Regions from separate parts of the Homo sapiens genome. Here region 2 is linked to region 1. Evidence: read pairs that join two places in POLR2A ChIA-PET (ENCODE). Cell type or tissue: GM12878. All regions are shown on one strand. Links, peaks and the distances in the headings refer to the core of each region. The heading gives the core; the rest is flanking DNA. Region 1 overlaps SLC25A24 (solute carrier family 25 member 24). Region 2 overlaps VAV3 (vav guanine nucleotide exchange factor 3).

Region 1 (16,471 bases), core at 320-5,319:
CAGTCTATCAGCCATAGACAATCTATCAGCCGTATCAGTCATGCAAAGTTCTGGATCAGAGCTGGCAGACAGGAGGGTTAGAATCAGACTGCATGTGTCTGAATTTCAGTCCCACTATTTACCACAGGTATAATCTTGTGGGAGTTACTTAAATTCTCTCTGCCCCAGTTGCTCATCTGAAAAATGGGGATAATGTTAGTATTCCCATCCCCAAGATGGTTATGATGGTGAAATGAGAGAATACACAAGAAACGTGTAGTTCACTACTTTGTGTTTTTCTCTACAGCCATGACTGTCTCTCAGCTCCTTAAATACACCATGTTGGTGCCTGCCTCAGTGTCTTCACACATGCTTTCCCTCAACTGGAATGTTTTCTGTTCCCACTCCACTGGCCTGTGCCCAGCTAACTCCCACTCATCTTTCCAGTCTCAGCTTCACTGACAGCATTCTGCAGCGCCCAAGTTAGGTTATAGCTCCTTGCTCTGTGCTCCCCTAACAAAAGAGGAGTTGGTTTAACCAGGTTGTTTACTTGCTGGACATAACGTCTTCTCTACTCTACACTGGCGGGGCCACACCTGACTTGTTGACTGCTCTACCCCTAGCATCTGGCAGTGTCTAGAATGGGACAATGGCTCAGGGAGTATTTGCCAATTAGTTACTGACTGCTTGGCTGGGGTTGCTGTGGCTGGCACTTGGAAGGGAGGTTGGGAATAGAGCTGTAGATGCCCAAGGTGTACTACTTAAGAAAACAATGGATAAGACTGACCAGGGAAAGCATCAAAGAGAAAAGAAAGGCATTTGAATGCATACTTTAATAGAGTGGGGATAGCAATAAAAGCCAGCAAATGGTAAAAGTTATCAATGGGCTGGCAGAACAACCAGGATGGTACAGTGTAATCAAAGCCAACAATGGAGACTGTCACAGTGAGGAGGAATCACAGCTCAAAACTTGTAGGGTCTACGCAACACTAAAAAATGATTCCAACCACCATTTACCAAAAATTTAACAAACCCAAGATGCTTTATTTATATTGTTGGTAATTCTTACAACACTGTACAATTTTCATTCCCATTAAAAACCCCAAGAAGTCTGAGGCAAGGATCTGAACCCAAATCCATCAGATACTAAAGCTTATAATCTTAAAACGTGCATGTAACACAGTCAAAAAAAATAGTACTCTGTTTATCTATAAGGCATATGTATGCATACAGTACATATGCAATGCTTCTGTCGCATTAAAATTTCATGACGAGGGAGCATTTAGAAAAAGAATTTCTGAAAAGATTCCTTAAGGAGGCAATAATGAAAAAAAGGTTGAGAAATACTGTCTTAAAACTACAGTCTGCATCTTAGTAGAACTTGGAGTTCTAAAAGCACATTACTGGTGCAGCACTTTTATCGGTGTGGTTCTGTAATCAAAAATTCACCTTGAGCCTGCATGCGAGTTCTCACCAAAGCCAATGGGTAGCTGGCCAGCTGACCACAGGTGCTGGATAAGGCACCGCATCCCAGCAACACCATGACTCCAGGGTTTACAGAATCTTTTGCAAAATTATCCAGCCAATAGGACTTCAAGAGCTGCCAGAGAAATAAAGAAGAAAATAATTAACGAACTCTACAACTTCAACGTAAACATTTTCACAGCTATTCTCAACCTCATGAGAAGCCCCGTTTCTGCAGGATGAGGCCACGCATTTGCAGAAGCAGCAGGCACTGCAGGAGGCGGTGACTCTGTGGAGAGGTGGGAGGCCACTGGGGGTGCGGAACACATGAGGTTTGCACCGGTTACTGACATTCTTCTAAACAAACGTGAACTGCGCAGCAAACGCTGCAGGATCTAAAGAACACCTCTTATGGTGAGTATTAATAAAATAATATAATTCTACTAATTGTATCTCATTTTACACGTTACATATATTTCATTTGAGCCTTACAGAAACTCTTACATAAATCTATTATTCTGATTTTAGAAATGAGAAAAATTCATCTCAGCGGAGTTTTTGTTTGTTTTTTTGAGATGGAGTCTCGCTCTTGTCACCCAGGCTGTAGTGCAGTGGCCCAATCTCTGCCTCCCAGGTTCAAACGATTCTTCTGCCTCAGCCTCCTGAGTAGCTTGGATTACAGGCACCCACCACCACGCCCAGCTAATCTTTGTACTGTTAGTAGAGACAGGGTTTCACCATGCTGGCAAGGCTGATCTCAAACTCCTGACCTCAGGTGATCCGCCCGCCTCGGCCTCCCAAAGTGCTGAGATTATAGGCATGAGCCACCACACCAGGCCCAGAGTTTTTTTAAGAAGGACTCAGAACCAGGCGTGCTGATCAAAAGGCCATACTTTATCCCTGTTACTCTAGGTCCCTGTATTTCATTAGAAGGCAATAATTAGGAGAAACTGTATAAAATATATATGATAATCAACTTTTTAAACATAAGATACTTTAAGTATAAAATACATGTTAATATGTTATATAACAAGTTTAACTTTTTAATTTTTTAATCCTGTAAGACTAAAAATTTTAAATCCTACAGGATTAAAAAATTATCTCAATGGATTAAAAAATCCATTGAGTGCATTTCTCAATGGAAATCTTGCAGGTTAGAAGGAAATGGAATGTTATATTCTATGTTTTGAAACTTAAAAAAACTGCCAAACAAAAATACTGTATGGGCAAAACTGCCCTTCAAAAAAGGAGAAATTAAGACTGTCCCTGACAAACAAAAGCTGATACAGCTTATCACCACTAGACCGGCCCTACAAGAAAGGCTAAAAGGAGAAACAAAAGGATGATAAATAGCAACACAAAACCACAAAATATGAAACTCTATGGTAAAGGTCAATATTTAGAATATTATAAAATCCTATAGTATTGTAATGAAGGTATATAAATAACTTGAAAATCTAAATTTCAAAAACAAAATTTAAACAGAATTTAAAGAAGAAAAGCATAAAAAGTAACTATAAATCTATGTTAAGGATATACAATATCAAAAGACATAAAGTTTGTGGGGAGGAGGTGAAATATGTAAAGAAATAGAGTTTTATATACCACTGAAGTTAAGTTGTAAACAGCTTAAAATAAGTTGCTATAACTTTAGTATGCTTTATGTAGTTGCAATGGTAACCACAAAAATAGCATCTATAGAATGCACACAAAGGGAAATGAGAAGGGAATCAGAACATATCACTACAAAAAAAAAAAAAAATCAACAAAACACAGAAGAAGCCAGGAAGAGAGGAAGGGAAAAACAGAAAAGCCACAGGACAAAGATAAAAAGGTAGCTAGCCAAATGACAACAGTAAGTCCTTCCCTATCAGTAACTGCTTTAAATGTAAATGGATTAAATCCCCTAATTAAAAGATATAAATTGCTGAGTGAATAACACATACAGAATCAACTATACCTTATCTATGAGACTCACTTTAGATCTAAGGACACACATAAGCTGAAAGTGAAAGGATGGAAAAAGATATTCCATAAAAACGGGAACCCAAAGAGAAAAGGGGTGGCCATAATTACATCAGACAAAATAGACTTTAAGACACAAACTGTCACAAGAGACAAAGATGGACATTACATAATGATAAATGGGTCACTTTACCAGGAAGAAATTATAACTTCATATGGACCTAATATTAAGCTCCTAAATATATGAAGCAAACACTTACAGAACTGAAGGGAGGAATAAACAGCAACACAGCAATAGTAGTAGACCACCACCCCACTTAATGGTGTTGGGGAGGACATGGAGAAATTGGAATCTTGGTGTACATTGATAGAAATGTTAAAAAACAAAAAGGTCTAGTTACTATGGAAAATGACATGGAGGTTCCTCAAAAACTTAAAAATAGAATTACCATTTGACCCAGAAATTCCACTTCTGAGTATATGTCAAAAAGAACTGAAAACAGTATCTTGAAGAGATATTTGCACAACCATGTTCACTGCAGCACTATTCACAATAGTCAAGATGTAGAAACAATCCAAATGTCCATCAACAGATGAATAAAGAAAATGTGATATATATACCCAACAAATTATTATTCAGCCTTAAAAACAAAAAAGTCCTGTTGTATGCTATCATATGGATGAATCATGAGGAAACTATGTTACATGAAATAAGCCAGTCACGGAAAGAGAAATACCACATGATTTCACTTATACAAGGTATTTAATGTAGTCAAACTCATAAAACGAGAAAGTAGGTTACACAGCGCTGGGGTGAAGGGGAAATTGGGAGCTGTTGTTTAATGACTATAGAGTTTAAGTTTTGAGAAGTGAAAAAGTTCTAGAGATCTGTTGCACAACAAACCACAAACAGTTAACACTTACTGTACTATATATTTAAAAATGGTTAAAATCATAAACTTTATGTTATGTGTTTTTAATCACAATTTTTTAAAAAACTCAGCACAAGAAGTAAAGTCCTGAACCATACCACCTCACACCTAAGAGGACGGCCATAATAAAAATAAGCTTTTTTAAAATGGAAATTAAGTGTTAATAAGGACGTGGAAAAACTGGAACCTTTGTATGTTGCTGGTGAGAATGTAAGTGCAGCCACTATGGAAAACAGTCTGATAGTTCCTAAAAGCTAAACACAGAATGACCATATGGCTCAGCAATTCCATTCTGAGATATATACCCAAAGGAATTGAAGGCATAGACTCGAACAGATACGCAGATGCCAATGTTCACTGCAGCATTATTCACAATGTTGGAAAAGTAGAAATAATCCAAATGCTCTTCAACAGATGAAGGACTAAACAAAATGTGGTATATACACATAACGGAATATTACTCAGCCATGAAAAGAAATGAAGTTCTGATACATGCTACAACATGAACAAACCTTAGAGACATTATGCTAAGAGTAATAAATCAGACACAAAAAGAAAAATACTGTATGATTCTACTTATAAGATATCTTGAATGGGTAAATTCCTAGACATAGAAAGCAGATTAGAGGTTACCAAAGGTTTGAGTTACGGAGGGTAGGAAGTTATTGCTTAAAGGTTAAGGTGTTTCTGTTTGGAGTGAGGAAAAGGATTTGGAAATAGTGTTGATGGTTGCACAATATTGTGAATGTAATTAATGCCACTGAATTGTACACTTAAAATTAGTAAAATGGCAAATTTTATATTTTATAATAATTTTTAAAAATTATGTAAGAAGCCAAAAACCATTTGCTTGTACACTTCAAATGAGTGAAATGTAAGGAATATGAACTAAATCTCAATAAAGCTCTTTAAAAAAAAAATTCGACTCTTCTTTTCATTACACATTCCACTCTTCCTCTACGCTGTAGCTTAGGTCTCATCCTAACATGCACCCTGGCTCATGTCTGTCGCAGCACAGATAACCACGCTGAGTTTTAGTCGTTTGTCTCCCCCACCAGACCTTCAGTTTCTTCAAGGCACACATTGAGTCCTTTGAATCCCCAGATCCAGTGTCTAACCTAGTGGTTTGTATAGTGTGTGCTCAATAATTGTTTGTGAGATTCATAAATTATTAAATGATTTAGATTGCAGGGTTGATCCAAGATTTGTATTCTTCCGTACAAGGAATGAAACTGTATTACTCATGTTAGTCACATTAGTCACTTGGCTTAATGTCAGATTTTTGCAAATCCAAAACAAAGGAAAAAATCTCTAGAAACACCTTTTAAGGTGAACAACTATACCTAACTTTGAGTCTACTCTTCATTAACAAAAGCAATTCCCAAGAAAATCTAATACAAAAGTGACCCCATGCATATTCACACTCAAGTTACTTGAAAGTTCAAATAACACATGCTTGAATTTACTTCTGGTCACACACTGTTTTCTGGTATATATCTACTTCTTCATATAAAGTCCAATTCTAACAAGATCTAACTGCATTTTCCAATTCAAAAGATTTCTACAAACTCACCTCATACACAGCAAGATCTATGCCTGCATAAGGTATGATACCTAATAAATTGGGAACATAGCCTTTGTAAAAAGCTCCCAAGCCTTCATGTTTCAAAATCTTCTTGGCACAATCATATATTCCAGAGTACTGCCCAGTTTTGCCTACAGCCAGCCTGGTTTTCATAACCTGGATATAAAAAAAAACAAAATATGATTGTTCATATTAACTCTATCATCATGGGATTCAAATGAAGTAATTTTACATGGAACAAATACCTAGCACATATTGTCACTCAAAAGACTGTACAATTTGTTGATACATTCTCTTTCATGTATTACCTCTATTGGGGGGCTAAGACCAAAGCCAGAGAGACCCGTTTACTGCAAGGAGGATCTGATGAAGGAAGTGACCAAGGAAATGGAAGCAAGATAATCTATTGATGTCTTAACAAAACTGACTGGTGACCACCTGCATCTGGAAGGTGAGGGAAATGGTAGTATAAAGGATAACCCCAATACTTCTAGCTTGGAACACAGGATGGGGCAGTGGGGAGTTGGGAAGGTGATACTATTAACTGATATGGAGGATATGAGAGGAAAAATAGGTATTAAGTTTTTTTGAGAGGTGTGTGGAGTAATATAAACAATCATATTAAGATGCTTAAAAAAAGCTGTATTAGCATGCATACCACATATCGGTGAAAATTGTATTTATCTTGCTTAAGTCATCAGTTACTAAAAACCCCTCTGCTATATCAATAAATTCCACATCTACAATATTATTTTTGCTATAAAGCAGTAGTTGGAAAACTTTTCCTGTAAAGACTAAATAGTAAAATATCTGTCGTTGCAAGCCTAAAATATTAGGTCTCGGTTGTATATTACTTTTCTTTTCTTTTGTTTTTGCCTACTTTTTAAAAATTGTACTTTAAGTTCTGGGATACATGTGCAGAACGTGCAGGTTTGTTACATAGGTATACACGTGCCATGGTGGTTTGCTGCACCCATCAACCTGTCACCTACATTAGGTATTTCTTCTAATGCTATTCCTCCCCTAGCCCCTCATCCCCAAAAAGGCCCCAGTGTGTGATGTTCCCCTCCCTGTGTCCATGTATTCTCATTGTTCAACTCCAACTTATGAGTGAGAACATGTGGTGTTTGGTTTTCTGTTCCTGTGTTAGGTTGCTGAGAATGATGGCTTCCAGCTTCATCCATGTCCCTACAAAGGACATGAACTCATCCTTGTTTATGGCTGCATAGTATTCCATGGTGTATATGTGCCATATTTTGTTTATCTAGTCTATCACTGATGGGCATTTGGGTTGGTTCCAAGTCTTTGCTATTGTGAACAGTGCTGCAATAAATATACGTGTGCATGTGTCTTTATAGTAGAAAAATCTATAATCCTTTGAGTATATAACCAGTAATGGGATTGCTGGGTCAAACGGTATTTCTGGTTCTAGATCCTTGAGGAATTGCCACACTGTCTTCCACAATGCTTGAACTAATTTACACTCCCACCAACAGTGTAAAAGCATTCCTATTTCTCCACATATTTGCCAGCATCTGTTGTTTCCTGACTTTTTAACTAACTGGCGTGAGATGGTATGCCATTGTGGTTTTGATTTGCATTTCTCTAACAACCAGGGATGATGAGCCTTTTCTCACGTTTGTTGGCTGCATAAATGTCTTCTTATGAGAAGTGTCTGTTCATATCCGTCACCCACTTTTTGGTGGGTTTTTTTTTCTTGTAAATTTGCTTAAGTTCCTTATAGATTCTGGATATTAGCCCTTTGTCAGATGGATAGATTGCAAAATTTTTCTCCCATTCTGTAGGTTGCCGGTTCACTCTGATGATAGTTTCTTTTGCTGTGCAGAAGATCTTTAGTTTAATTAGATCCCATTTGTCAATTTTGGCTTTTGTTGCCATTGCTTTTGTGATTCAGTCATGAAGTCTTTGTCCATGCCTGTGTCCTGAATGGTATTGCCTCGGTTTTTTTCTAGGGATTTTATAGTTTAAGTCTATGTTTAAGACTTTAATCTATCTTGAGTTAATTTTTTTTTTATAAGGTGTAAGGAAGGGGTCCAGTTTCAGTTTTCTGCATATGGCTAGCCAGTTTTCCCAACACCATACATTAAATAAGGAATCCTTTCCCCATTGCTTGTTTTTGTCAAAGATCAGATGGTTGTAGACGTGTGGTGTTATTTCTGAGGCCTCTGTTCTGTTCCATTGGTCTATATATCTGTTTGGTACCAGTACCATGCTGTTTTGGTTACTGTAGCCTTGTAGTATGTTTGAAGTCAGGTAGCGTGATGCCTCCAGCTTCGTTCATTTTGCTTAGGATTGTCTTGGCTATACAGGCTCTTTTTTAGTTTCATATGAAATTTAAGGTAGTTTTTTCTATTTCTGTGAAGAAATTCAATGTTAGCTTGATGGGGATATCATTGAATCTATAAATTACTTTGGGCAGTATGGCCACTGATTCTTCCTATGATATGATATTGATTCTTCCTATCCATGAGCATGAAATGTTTTTCCATTTGTTTGTGTCCTCTCTTATTTCCTTGAGGAGTGGTTTGTAGTTCTCCTTGAACAGGTCCTTCACATCCCTTGTAAGTTGTATTCCGAGGTATTTTATTCTCTTTGTAGCAATTGTGGATGGGAGTTCACTCGTGATTTGGCTCTCTGTTTGTGTATTATTGGTTAATAGGAATGCTAGTGATTTTTGCACATTGATTTTGTACCCTGAGACTTTGCTTTAAGTTGCTTATCAGCTTAAGGAGATTTGGGGCTGAGACAAGGAGGTTTTCTAAATATACAATCATGTCAACTGCAAACAGAGACAATTTGACTTCCTCTTTTCCTATCTGAATACGCTTTATTTCTTTCTCCTGCCTGATTGCCTTGGCCAGAACTTCCAATACTACGTTGAATAGGAGTGCTGACAGAGGACATCCTTGTCTTGTGCCGGTTTTCAAAGGGAATGCTTCCAGCTTTTGCCCATTCAGTATGATATTGGCTGTGGGTTTGTCATAAACAGCTCTTATTATTTTGTTATACATTCCATCAATAACTAGTTTAGTGAGAGTTTTTAACATGAAGTGGTGTTGAATTTTATCGAAGGCCTTTTCTGCATCTATTGAGATAATCATGCGGTTTTTGTCACTGGTTCTGTTTATTGATGAATTCCGTTATATTGATTTGCATATGTTGAACAGCCTTGCATCCCAGGGATGAAGCCAACTTGATCATGGTGGATAAACTTTTGGATGTCCTGCTGCATTCAGTTTGCCAGTATTTTATTGAGGATTTTCACATTGATGTTCATCAGGGATATTGGCCTGAAATTTTCTATTTTGGTTGTGTCTCTGCCAGGTTTTAGTATCAGAATGATGCTGCCCTCATAAAATGAGTTAGGGAGGAATCTCTCTTTTTCTATTGTTTGAATAATTTCAGAAGGAATGGCATCAGCTCCTCTTTGTACCTCTGGTAGAATTCGGCTATGAATCTGTCTGGTCCTGGGTTTTTTTTGGTTGGTAGGCTATTAATTACTGCCTCAATTTCAGAACATGTTATTGGTCTATACAGGGATTCAGCTTCTTCCTGATTTAGTCTTGGGAGCGTGTATGTGTCCAGGAATTTATCCATTTCTTCTAGATTTTCTAGTTTATTTGCATAGAGGTGTTTATAGTATTCCCTGATGGTAGTTTGCATTTCTGTGGGATTGGTGGTGATATCCCCTTTATCATTTTTTATTGTGTCTATTTGATTCTCCTCTGTTTTCTTCTTTATTATTCTGGCTAGTTGTCTATTTTGTTAAACTTTTCATAAAAACAGCTCCTGGATTCAATGATTTTTGGAAGGGTTTTTCGTGTCTCTATCTCCTTCAGTTCTGCTCTGACCTTAGCTACTTCTTGTCTTCCGCTATCTTTTGAATTTGTTTGCTCTTGCTTCTCTAGTTCTTTTAATTGTGATCTTAGGGTGTCGATTTTAGATCTTTCTCACTTTTTCCTGTGTTGCCCACTTTTTAAAAATGTAAAAGGCATTCTTAGGTCAAGGGCTGTATGAAACAGTCCGTAGGTCTGTGTTTTGCCAACCTATGCACTAATGAAAGGATGTCTAATTAGGATAATCACCATATAATCAAATCCTGAGATTCCATTATTAAATTTATGGTACAGAAACTCTTTGGACAGGAATGGCAGCCAGCCTCTAAAGTGGCAGCCAGCCTCTAAAGTGACCCCCAGTGATATTTGTCTCCGGTTATTAACACCATTATACCAGCCCCTCCTACACTCTACCAGGGTTGGTCTGTGTGATCAATGGAATACAGCAGAAGAGGCAAAAGATACCAGCTTTCATCTTAGGCACTCTCTCTCTCTCTCTCTGTTGGACCACTGACTCTAGGGAAGCCAGCTACTGTGTTTTGAGGATACTCAGGCAGCCTACAGAAAGGCTCACGTGATAAGGAACTGATGTTTCCAGCCAATAGCCAGTGAGGCCTGGCAGCAACATGAGTGAGCTTGGAATCCGCCTCCAGCTGATTCCAAGCTCTGACTACCATCTTGACTGTGGGCTGTGAAAAACCCTGAGCCAGAGGCACCCAGCTAAGCTGCTTCCAGATTCCTGACCCAGAGAAACTGTGCGATGATAAATGCTTGTTTTAAACTGTTAATTTTGGGATAACTTGTTAGAGAGCAATAGACAACCAACACGAACACCATCACACAGTCAGACTTGACAATGGTACTCACCTCCATTGGATATATAAAAGTCTGTGCAGTTGCTCCAGCCATGGAACCAGAAATAAATCTCTCAAATGTTCCTATTTTTTGTCCTTCTTCAGTAAGTAACTTCTTGTACTGTATAAACAAGTTTTAAAATGCACATTACTACCTGCTGTGGACTGAGCTGCACCCCCACCAAATTCATATGTTGAAGCTGTAACCTCCCATGTGATGGTATTAGGAGATGAGGCTTCTGGAGGTAATTAGGGTTATGAGGTCATGAGGATGGAGCCCTCATGACAGGATCAGTGTTCTTGTAAGAGCAGACACCAGAGAGCCCACTCTCTCTCTCCCCCTTCACATGTGCACCAAGAAAAGACCATGTGAGCACATACCAGCTGTCTACAAGCTGAGAAGAGAACGCTCACTAGAAATCAAACTGGCTTGGCCCTTGATCTTAGGCTTTCCCGCCTCTGAAACTGTTAGAAATAAATTTCCGTTGTTGATTCCACACACACTGTGGTATTTTATGGCAGCCCAAGCCAACTAGACAATCCTAGAATACAAATCAGCTCCTAGAAATCAATAAATTGACAAATGTGATGATGTGTCTCGAAATGTATACACTACATTAATAATACATAGCAGAAGAGCAAGGCCTAAATGCTAATACACGCAGTGACTGGACAGTGGTTTTCAAGTCAGATTTCCACAAAACACAGATGTCTCCCAGATTGGACCAAGTTGCTCCTTTGCTGAAACAGCATAACAGCATCCCTCCCCAGGTGTACAGAAAATACAAGGTTAATCAAGTTTTCACAATGTTTGGATATTTTCCCCACAGTTTTTAAAAGATGAGTTTATTTTCACCAGTGCAAATAAAATGAATAAATAGGTGACAAACAAATATTAACAAAACAATTTATAAAAACAGTTTCTGTAGGTAATACATAGAATTATACTAACCTATCAAGCCCAGCATCTCCCTGGCTATCAGTACTAAAGTGACCCAACATAGCTAACTGGACCAAGGGTATAAATATGACCCCAATACAGCCAAAATAGTGACTGGCCAGTATATTAATATCATGGGATTGAGAGTCAGGCAGACCTGAGCTGGAACTCCAGAGCCACGTGGCCTCGAGCAAGTTCATGAACAGGTCCACATTGTGGTTTCCTTGTCTGTGATAACAGTACTTACCTCACAGGGTTATGGAAAGGATTACAAAAAAATAATACTTGTAACACGGTTAGTGCAGGTCTGAACACCTAGCAAATGTTCAGTAGATGTTATTATTATTATTAATATATGAATACACTATCTTTACACAACTTGCTAAGACATTCTGCCCAAACATAGACCATGGGAATTAGCCAGGCAAGCCAGATTCCTTCTCTCAGAAATGTGAGGGGGTCTCCAGAGGTAAGCAGCTGCTGTCACCAGAGGGACAAGGGGAAAGTCAACAGAGAGAAGTGGACTCATGCATGGAGAAGGGAAGGGGGAAGTCTCACCTCCTGGACTTCTCCAGGGATCCTTCCCCTACATGATCCATCCCCACAGTGATGCCCATTCCTGTGCCAGCCAGTTTCTGTTCCCTGGGATCTAAAGTGCCCAATGCAACAACATACGATGACTTTCTCCTAGCAAATCTGTGTTTTGCTGCTCATGATAAAAATTAAGTATATTATCATTTCATGAGATTCCCAAATACCAGACATTCCTCCCCAGAGAGATCACTGCTTCCAAGGGCTCTGTTTCCTGAACTACAGAGTGTTACATAAAACTCCTCTTCTGCATAGGCCCTATTAATTTTCCTGCATGTCAGATTGTCAAAATCATTAAACATAATTTGCTTAAAAACCTTCCTGCACTTTAACAGTAACTTTGAAGGTACCTTTTATACCTTGGACCCCCACAGCACCTATCAAAAGTACAGAGTAAACGTTTAGTGACTGATGGAGGATAAATATTTAAAGGATAAGTGCTTGAGGCTCCTATTCCCCGAAACATACCATATACAAAGGGAAGACTTCAGGACAGAGCCAAAAAGTCAGGCACTGTGCCTGGTATGTAAAACTATGTCACCAAGCTTAGTCCCCATCTTAGAGATGAGGTAATAGTCACAGAGACTTTAAGTAACTTGCCAAGGCTACAGAACTGAACCTTCCTAAAGGAGACTTAACTGAGCCCTCAAAACCACCCTGAAATCCTTTTGTCTATCTCAGTTCTCTCCCATTTGTTAGACTAACCATTTTGATCTTCTCCATTCTCCTCCAGCTTCCAATACCACTTCCTCCCTCATTCTCAGATCACATCCTTTCTCAGGAGCTCAAGGAAGAGTAGAGAGGCCACCAGGCAGAATATCTTGGTATTCTGCCCACCTCCTGCAAAATTATCCATAGCTACTCACATATTTTTTCTTCCCAAACACGTATAAGAAGAGTTCTTCTTGTAATCAAAGACTAATCCTTTTAACAGTCTCTGGATAGAACCTGTCTCCCCCAGCCCCTTTCCATCTCCCACTCCCTTTCCCTACACACAAACTCCCTTGAAACACCTACCGGGTTAATCAACCTCTCTTACCTATGTTTTCAACTTCTTTATTTGTATTGACATGCTTCCTTCAGCAACAGGCACATTAAAGTCAAATCAAAATCCTCCCTCCAGGCCAGGCACGGTGGCTCACTCCTGCAATCCCAGCATTTCGGGAGGCTGAGGCAGGAGGACCACTTGAGGTCAGGAGTTTGAAACCAGCCTGGCCAATACGGTGAAACCTCACCTCTACTAAAAATACAAAAATTAGCTGGGTGTTGTGGTGCACTCCTGTAATCCTAACTACTCAGGAGGTTGAGGCAGAAGAATCACTTGAACCTAGGAGGCAGAGGTTGCAGTGAGATGAGATTGCACCACTTTACTCCAGCCTGGGTGATAAAGTGAGACTCCATCTCAAAAACAAACAAACATACAAACAGAAAAAAAACAAAAAAACAAAAAAACAAATCCCCTCCACCCAACATCTTTCTTATCTATCACCCTCTCCCTCTTCTAGTTTCCTTCTCTTCACTGTCAAACTCCCTAAAAATGTGTCTCTACTGTCCAAGTTTCTTCACCTCCCATTCACTTTAAGCTCATTTCAGCATGGTTTCTCATTTCATTACTTCACAGAAGCATTTATACTAAGCTTACCTATCTCTGGGTTGAGAAATCCTAAAAGATATTCTTATTATATTCACTACCCAGTAGTACTGACCCCCATGAAACCGTTTCCTTCCACTGACTCCTATGCCATCCCTCTCTCTGGATTTTCTCCCATCCCTCGAGCTATTTCTTCTCAGTGTCCTTTGCAAGTTTCTTCTTTTACTTCTCCCTTTGGACTTATTCCTAGAATTCTTCTCATTTATAAGCTCTTCTTGAGTGATCCTGCCCATTCCAATGGCTCAACTCAGCAACAACCTCTCTATCAAAGATCTCTCTCTTAATGGCTAGCTGATATACCCAATTGCTTACTGGACAGCTCCCTGTACATGTCCCACACATCTCAAACTCAGCATGCACAAAATGGAACCTGATATTGTATTCTCTTTGAATGCAGTCACTCAAGTTAGAAATTAGAATATCATTCTTGACTCTTCTCTTTCTCACCTCCATATCCAGTCAGTCAGTGAGTTCTGTTGATTCTACTTCCAAAATATTTCTCAGTTCATTCCCTTCTCCATTCCTTAAAGACATCACCTTATACTGGTGTTCATCATTTCTTACCTCAATTATTTAAATATTCTCCCTGCCTCTAGTCTACCTCACTCTCCCCCAACAATGTCTCCACTCTTTTTTCAGGTTGATATTCCTTAAATGTGAATGTACTCATTTCACTTCCCTATATAAGATGCTACAATAGCCCCTACCATATTCAGAATAAAATCCAGACTCCTATTACATTTGGCCCCTGTTTATCTGTCCAGCTCTTTCATCATTATCTTTCCGGAAACACACTCCACCAGTCTTGAGGCACAGTGAACCACCTTCAGTCTCTTCAGTGAGTGATGCCTTCTTGTGCCTACATTTCTGTCCACATGCTGCTCCTTCTGTTTCCAATCCTTATCTTCCCCTTTATTTATTTATTTATTTTTTTTTTGAGACAAGGTCTCATTCTATCACCCAGGCTAGATTGCAATGGTGTGATCCCAGCTCACTGCAACCTCTGCCTCTCGAGCTCAAGTGATCCTCCCACCTCAGCATCCTGAGTACAGGCACACACCCCCACGCCCAACTAATTTTTATATTTTTTGTAGAAATGGGGTTTTGCCACGTTGCCCAGGCTGGTCTTGAACTCCTGGGCTCAAGCAAACTACCTCCTAAAGTGCTGGGATTAGAGGCGTGAGCCACCACGCCCGGCTCCCCTTCATCTTAATGGCTTGAGATTGAGGCAAGCTTGAGCTCTAATTCCAGTCTGTCAGTTCTGTCTTTTCATTTACTTAATAAGGGTTTCCTGGCACTGGGCAAGGTGCTAAGAATACAAGTAGCTACTGCCTAAGGAAGCTCACAGTCTCACAAAGCAGATAAGTACAGAGAACGTCAGAATTCAATGTGAAAGTGCTGTAACAAAAGGAAACTAGAACAGAAGGCTTCCCAGAGGAACTAACTCCTGAGTAAGTACTAAAGGGCATTTCCCACCATATGACATATAGAAAGAGGAAGGGTGTCTGTCTGTGTTGCTGGAGCAGGGTCAGGAGACAGGGAGTAGCAGAAAGATGACCATGCATGGTGGCCATATTGAGTGGGAGGCACTCCTGGGTCATGCAAGCAGAGATGCTGAAACACACAGTACACAGGTAGACCTACAGTGTTGAGATAAAGAGGAAGATGTTGGAGTGGAAAGCAGTCAGTACAGAGATGGCAGCTGAAACCACAAGAACACTACCCCACACTATTACACTGTCAATGATACAATGACACTACTATGGTAATGACAACCCACAGAGAACACAGGTTTACCCCATACTGATGATGTGTTTGACAGAGCTACATACCAGGTTGAAAAGATCTTTTTCTTAGTTTCCTAAAGTACTAGCTATTCAAGGAACAAAATCTATCTGAATCTAAAAGTGACCTAGTTACATACTCTGGGAAATTTGAGAATATATACAGCCTATTTACCCCGAAGTAATTTACAATCCACTGGGAAAACAATGGGTTTTCCATCATCCAATGAAAAATGGGATATTCTGCAATTCAGCACTCGAGGGAGGCTGGACAGGGGAGGAACTGGCTTTGATTGAGATGCTTAGTATATGCTTGTCACAGGAAGGTGGCTTTTAGAGAGCCCCGAGGGATGAATGGACCTTCAGCAGGAGGAGAGAAAACAGCACCATAGGTCCAGAGCCCATAAGAACACTACACCACACTGTGTAGACAGCTTTCTCTTCATGTCTAAGAAAGTTAGTGTGCAGAAATCACAATACTATAAAGAGGTCTCAGGAAGGAGCTTGGGTGGACAGAAGCAGAGGATGCCTGTTGGTGGTATCCAAGGTAAGAATCTGACAAATGGCATAAAGCAAAATGTGCATATTTGCTTGCAATACCCATGGACTTTTTCAAAAATACCAAACTTCTTGCATACTGAAATAACTGCATTGAGTATTTATTTATTTTAGGCTGTGGCTTTCCTATCATAAAATCCAAGTATGTGGTCAGAATAACCTAAGGGTATCTCAAACATTAGCCCTTAATAATCATGATTTGAATCTTCAAACCTTCATATAAGGAAAATAGCCTTCCCAAGGATAGGTTCTAATTAAAATCCTGGAGACTAGATTTTCTTTAATTTTTTTTTTTTTTTTGCTTCTCTATT
Region 2 (5,000 bases), core at 1-5,000, 360 kb before region 1:
AAATAAATAATTTCTTTAATCCTGCAAATACATTCGGACCTTCGGCCACCAGGTAGAAATTTAAAGCAGACTGCCTCTCACAGAGCAAGGGCTGGCATCTCAGAGCAGCCAATTCAGGAAACCAAGGTTTTCTCCAAATTTAGCTAGGAATGCATCCTCACTGGATTTATCCTGACATCATGTCTGCCTAAATAACAGTGAAAAGAACAAAATGGGGAAGCTATAAAAATTTATAGGTGTAAGTCACCACTGGTATGGGTTAAAAAAGAATATCGACTGGGCACAGTGGTTCACACCTGTAGTCCCAGCACGTTGGGACACCAAGGCAGGTGGATCATGAGGTCAGGAGTTCGAGACCATCCTGGCTACCACAGTGAAACCCTGTCTCTACTAAAAATAAAAAATTAACTGGGCGCAGTGGCAGGCACCTGTAATCCCAGCTACTTGGGAGGCTGAGGCAGGAGAATCACTTGAACCCAGGAGGTGGAGGTTGCAGTGAGCTGAGATCGTGCCATCGCACTCTAGCCTGGGTGCCAGAGCAAGACTCAGTCACAAAAAAAAAAAAAAAAAAAAAAAAAAAGAATAGCATCACGGCACTAGAAATTAAATATTCCCCTTAAACAATCTGAGTACATTACCAATAATCTTAGTCACTTTATGAAGATTACAACCAATTCAATAAAACAACTGGCACTATCTTGCTTACTGTTGGTGAGTTCTTAGAGATTTTAAGAGATAAGAAACTACTCTTAATAGATATTTAAAATATAAGACTGAAAGATCATTCTCAAGGCCACCTACCCTGGAAAGAGCTGCTGGCCATCCATCGTGTGACTGCAGTGGGTGTGCTCACCCCCTCTACTCTTCTACTAAAAGCTCTGAGAGGGATCTGGAAGTTGGGGCTGTGACTAACAACCTCTGCTCTAGAATAAGAGGTGTCTGAGTTCAAATCCAAAGACTACAATTTACTAGCAATATTACCCTCAGCAAGTAACTAGGCTTTTCAAAATTCAGTTTTCTCACTTTTAAACTGTGAAGATATAATAACAACCTAGTAATATTGTGGTATTACATAAGATAGTGCATATAACCTGGTTAGCACACAAATGGAAACTCAGTAAGCTCTTATTATTATTGCCAGGTGTAATACCTGGCAAACAGTAGATGCTAGATGCAGTTTTGACTTATTAATTTGGAAAACAAATACTTATTGAGTACCTACTATATGCCAGACACTGTGAAGTTCTAGGAATACAGCCATGAACAAGGCAAAGTCCCACACCTCACAAAAGTGTACCTTCTAATGAGGAGACAAACAATAAATGAAGCAAACCAAGACTGTCTCAGGCATTGGCAAATGCTGTAAAAACACAGCAATGTAAGGGGGTGGTGGCAATTTTAGACAGGATAGTCAGAGAAGGCCTCTCTGTAGGGAAATCTAAGCAAAAACTTGAACGCTGAGGGATCAGTCAAACAGGCAGAAAGAATAGCAGGTGTAAAGGTCACAAGGCTAAAACAAGCCCAGTGTGTTGGGTGTATGAGGAAGGATAGATGAATGAATGGATGAAGTTCCATAGCATTTGAATCTGTCTTGGGGCATAATCTATTTCTTATTATGATTCTTTGCAAACATGCCTGATCCATGTCATCAGTTCCTTGAGGAGTAACGATCACGCATATATTTATTTGTAATCTGTACAAGTCACTCAATCAGCAGAAGATAATCGGCTGCAAGGACCTTTTGCCTCTCTTGACTATTAAATAATAGAGCCCAAAAAGATTCTCTGTTCAGAACAAACACCGCCTACTAAAACATCCCGAATAGCTCCAACCCACACTTATCTCTCCCTTCCTTGAACTTATAAGGCATGCACTATGTGTCCCACAACTCCAGCAGCAGATTCTATTTCTTTTAAATTGTTCCCTAACTCCAGTTTTATCTACTACTTCTGTTATGCCTTTGAGAAACTTTGAAATTTTACTTCATTAGAGTAAGTTTCTTTATTCTTCATGGGGACACAAAACAGGAACTAAAAACCAGTTGAAGTACATTTTCTTGTAAAGCTTTCCATCGCCAGTTTAAGGTTAATCAGTAATTAAGCCACTTTTCCTCCTTCAGATAGCTTACTTTAACATCCACAGTTAAAACCCACAATGGACACATAAATTGGCAGTGGCTAAATTTTGCTTGAAATTTTCAACATACTCTATTAAATCAGGAAGGCCTTTGTAGATGTCTTCATCATTAATGCTTTCTTCTGTTGGGAAGGGCCTAGGAAGAGGAGAAAAAACAAAAACAAAAAAACAAACCCATGAGTGAACGAGCAACAATCAGGCTGCGCACTTAACCCTCACTAAATATGTAAGTTGTCTGCTGCCAAAATGGTCAGATCAGTCACCATGTCTAACAATATCTAGGGCTTTCCCTAAAGTGCCTGCTCAGTGGCTTTGTCTGGGGTTCCCCTAGGGAGGCTGTAACACCTGCCACCTGAAATCATCTGAAGCAATTACAGCTGGTCACCACAGTCACATGTGCAGGGGGTCATAATAACGTGCTTATCTGATCTCCCACCTGCCACATACCTGCAGGGTCACCTCACCCACTGCAGCACCCCAAGTCAGACAACAAACAGCTGTGCATGTACCCTTGCCTTCAGCACCCTCTCTTTTCAGCTGTGGGATCTGATAACAAATAATTTGGTAGCAATCATCCTTCCATGGCTCCGTTCACTAGTGTAGATGAAAACTAGTAGAAGACAAAAACATTGTGCCCTTTACATATACGGTCATTGACCCTGACATTTCTGCTCAGACTTTAGGGTATTTAAGCTGTATGTTTTATTTTCGTTTATTAGACAAATGAGTCAACCAGACCTTGGGGTGAATAGAGTGTTTTCTTTGTTCCCTATTCAAGAAAATCACCTTTAATGTATCTCCTATTCCCACTGTGTGGCTTCCTTGTTTGCATCATGGTACTATGTCCTTTTTTCATAACTGCCTTAAATTTATGTCTAACAAAATCACAGTAAGCATACTGTGCCAAAAATTCTACTCTTTTCAGGCAGCCAGCATATCACATGTTTCATAAAAACCAGAGGATCCATCAAAATAATAAATAAGCTTTAAATAATTACTAGTTATATTAAAAGCAGAGTTTCACATTGACTTATGGATTAATTTAATACTGAAGACATTTGAGGAGACTAGGTTTTTCAAATAAATCAGTGTGTGAGAAATGTAGTCTCATAATCATTTTTTATAAATTAAGGCACATTTTATTATGCAAGTTCATTGTAGAAAATATAGATGAGAAAAAAAGGAGAAAAATTTTGACTTACGTTTTTTCAGAATCAATACATAAAAATTTGATCATGCTTTAAAAAAATCTTTACATATAATAACATAAAATATATATTGACATGAAAGGTATGCATGTATTGAAGAGCAAATTAGGAGTTAAACATTTATCCAGCCGACAGACCATATACATAGAAAGCTGCCAAATTCATGGCCCATTTCTGAGAAAGGTCCTGTACCAGCAGGGCATTTTTCCTGAGCTCACTGTGCTTTGTAGCCAGTGCAGAGAACCCCACTAAGTCCTGCTTGGATCCTCTCTCCCTTAGAATGTGAATGTGAGCTGGACACAGAAAAATGGCTGTGATGGCCAGAGACAGAAATATGGAGCACTGAATAAAGAAGGTAAAAAACAAATTTGATCCATTTCCATGAAACCAGGCTGAGTAGAGACTGTTTTGCTTTATTTCCTAATGTTACTTATATAATACATCTTTGCTGACTGATCTAACTTAAGTATGTAGTATCTGAAACAGAAAAGGCTCAACACAACATACACATCTATATTTTTATGCTTATCAACTGCATAATACTCTATTGCAAGGAGATGACATACTATATTTAACCAATTTACTTCCAGGTTTTTAATTTACTACTGAACCTTCAATACACATTCTTGTACACATGTTTTATACTTGTTTGATTATTTCTTAAACTCCTAAAAGCTATGAGTTATTATGATCTACTCTATAGGAAATAAACATATTACAACATCTTATAAATATTTATTTACTTAAGCATTTGTGTTTACTTTAATGAATCATATGTACAGAAATGTTGGAGGAAAGTTAAAAAAAAAAAAAAAGAAGAACCACACCAGTGACAGTCACCTGTGAATTGAGAACAATGTTTAGCCAATGTGTTATTCAACTCTATCAATAAGTTCTACCTTGCTCAATTAATTTCAAACGTGTACGGGATACTTACATACCAGGCACTCTTCATGAATGAGACATAGTACCTGTGTGCAAGATGCTTCACAAATAGTAACCATTTAATAAAGAATCATTACACTGAACTCAATGGGACACATGAACAACGAAAACAGAGCTTACCTGATTCCTGTGGCCAATGCTATAGGTGTTCGAGAAAGTCGTGATAATGTTTCTATAACCTGAGAAAAGAGGAAAATACTAATTAGATATGTAGTTCAGAAAATATAAGATTTCTTTTTCCAAAATTTTTTCAATCTAATATTAACCATAGCAGCAGAAACATAAATTTGCAGGTGTCAAAGATGTGCAGAATGAGAAGGGCTGTGATTGGGAAGTATAAACACCTGGATTATAATTTTATAATTATTACTTAAAGTAATAAATTACTTTATTACTTTAAGTAGATTACTAACCCATTTGAGTTGCAGATTCTATATCAGTATAACACAAAGTTAGCCTGGGTGGCCCCAAGCAACTTGTATCTCTACTTTTACAGAATCTGAAAGATTCTGGAAAGCTGTATTCTCCAGTATAGTACCCACTAGCCACATGAGGCTATTTAAATTAATTTAAATTTTAAAAACAAAAATCCCAGTTCTGCAGTTGCACTAGCCACATTTTAAGTGTTCAGTAGCCACACACATGTGGCCACTGTAATGAACTACACAGTTATCAAAAAATTTCCATCATCACAGAAAGTTCTATTGGACA

The links. Peaks named below come from ENCODE experiments on the same cell type or tissue, not always from the same donor. Only the 100,000 strongest peaks of a DNase experiment are listed, where the experiment ranks them.
Region 2: POLR2A ChIA-PET joins it to region 1 with 6 read pairs; 2 of 35 experiments call an interaction of 5 or more read pairs at or near these places.

The regions. Positions count from the first base shown.
Region 1 is chr1:108,137,630-108,154,100 of GRCh38, forward strand. SLC25A24 (solute carrier family 25 member 24) reads right to left here. Exons shown (of 10, transcript NM_013386.5): 7 at 10,650-10,757; 8 at 5,914-6,081; 9 at 1,429-1,579. Among named protein-coding and RNA genes, the nearest start is that of SLC25A24, 54 kb to the right of the region's middle. In GM12878, for the core only: no CTCF peak of the experiment used is centred there; no DNase peak of the experiment used is centred there.
Region 2 is chr1:107,775,025-107,780,024 of GRCh38, forward strand. It overlaps VAV3 (vav guanine nucleotide exchange factor 3), which reads right to left. Exons shown (of 27, transcript NM_006113.5): 3 at 4,410-4,468; 4 at 2,207-2,272. Among named protein-coding and RNA genes, the nearest start is that of MIR7852, 120 kb to the right of the region's middle. In GM12878, for the core only: no CTCF peak of the experiment used is centred there; DNase peaks (open chromatin) are centred at 2,127 and 2,447; H3K4me3 peaks cover 478 bases; H3K27ac peaks cover 1,131 bases.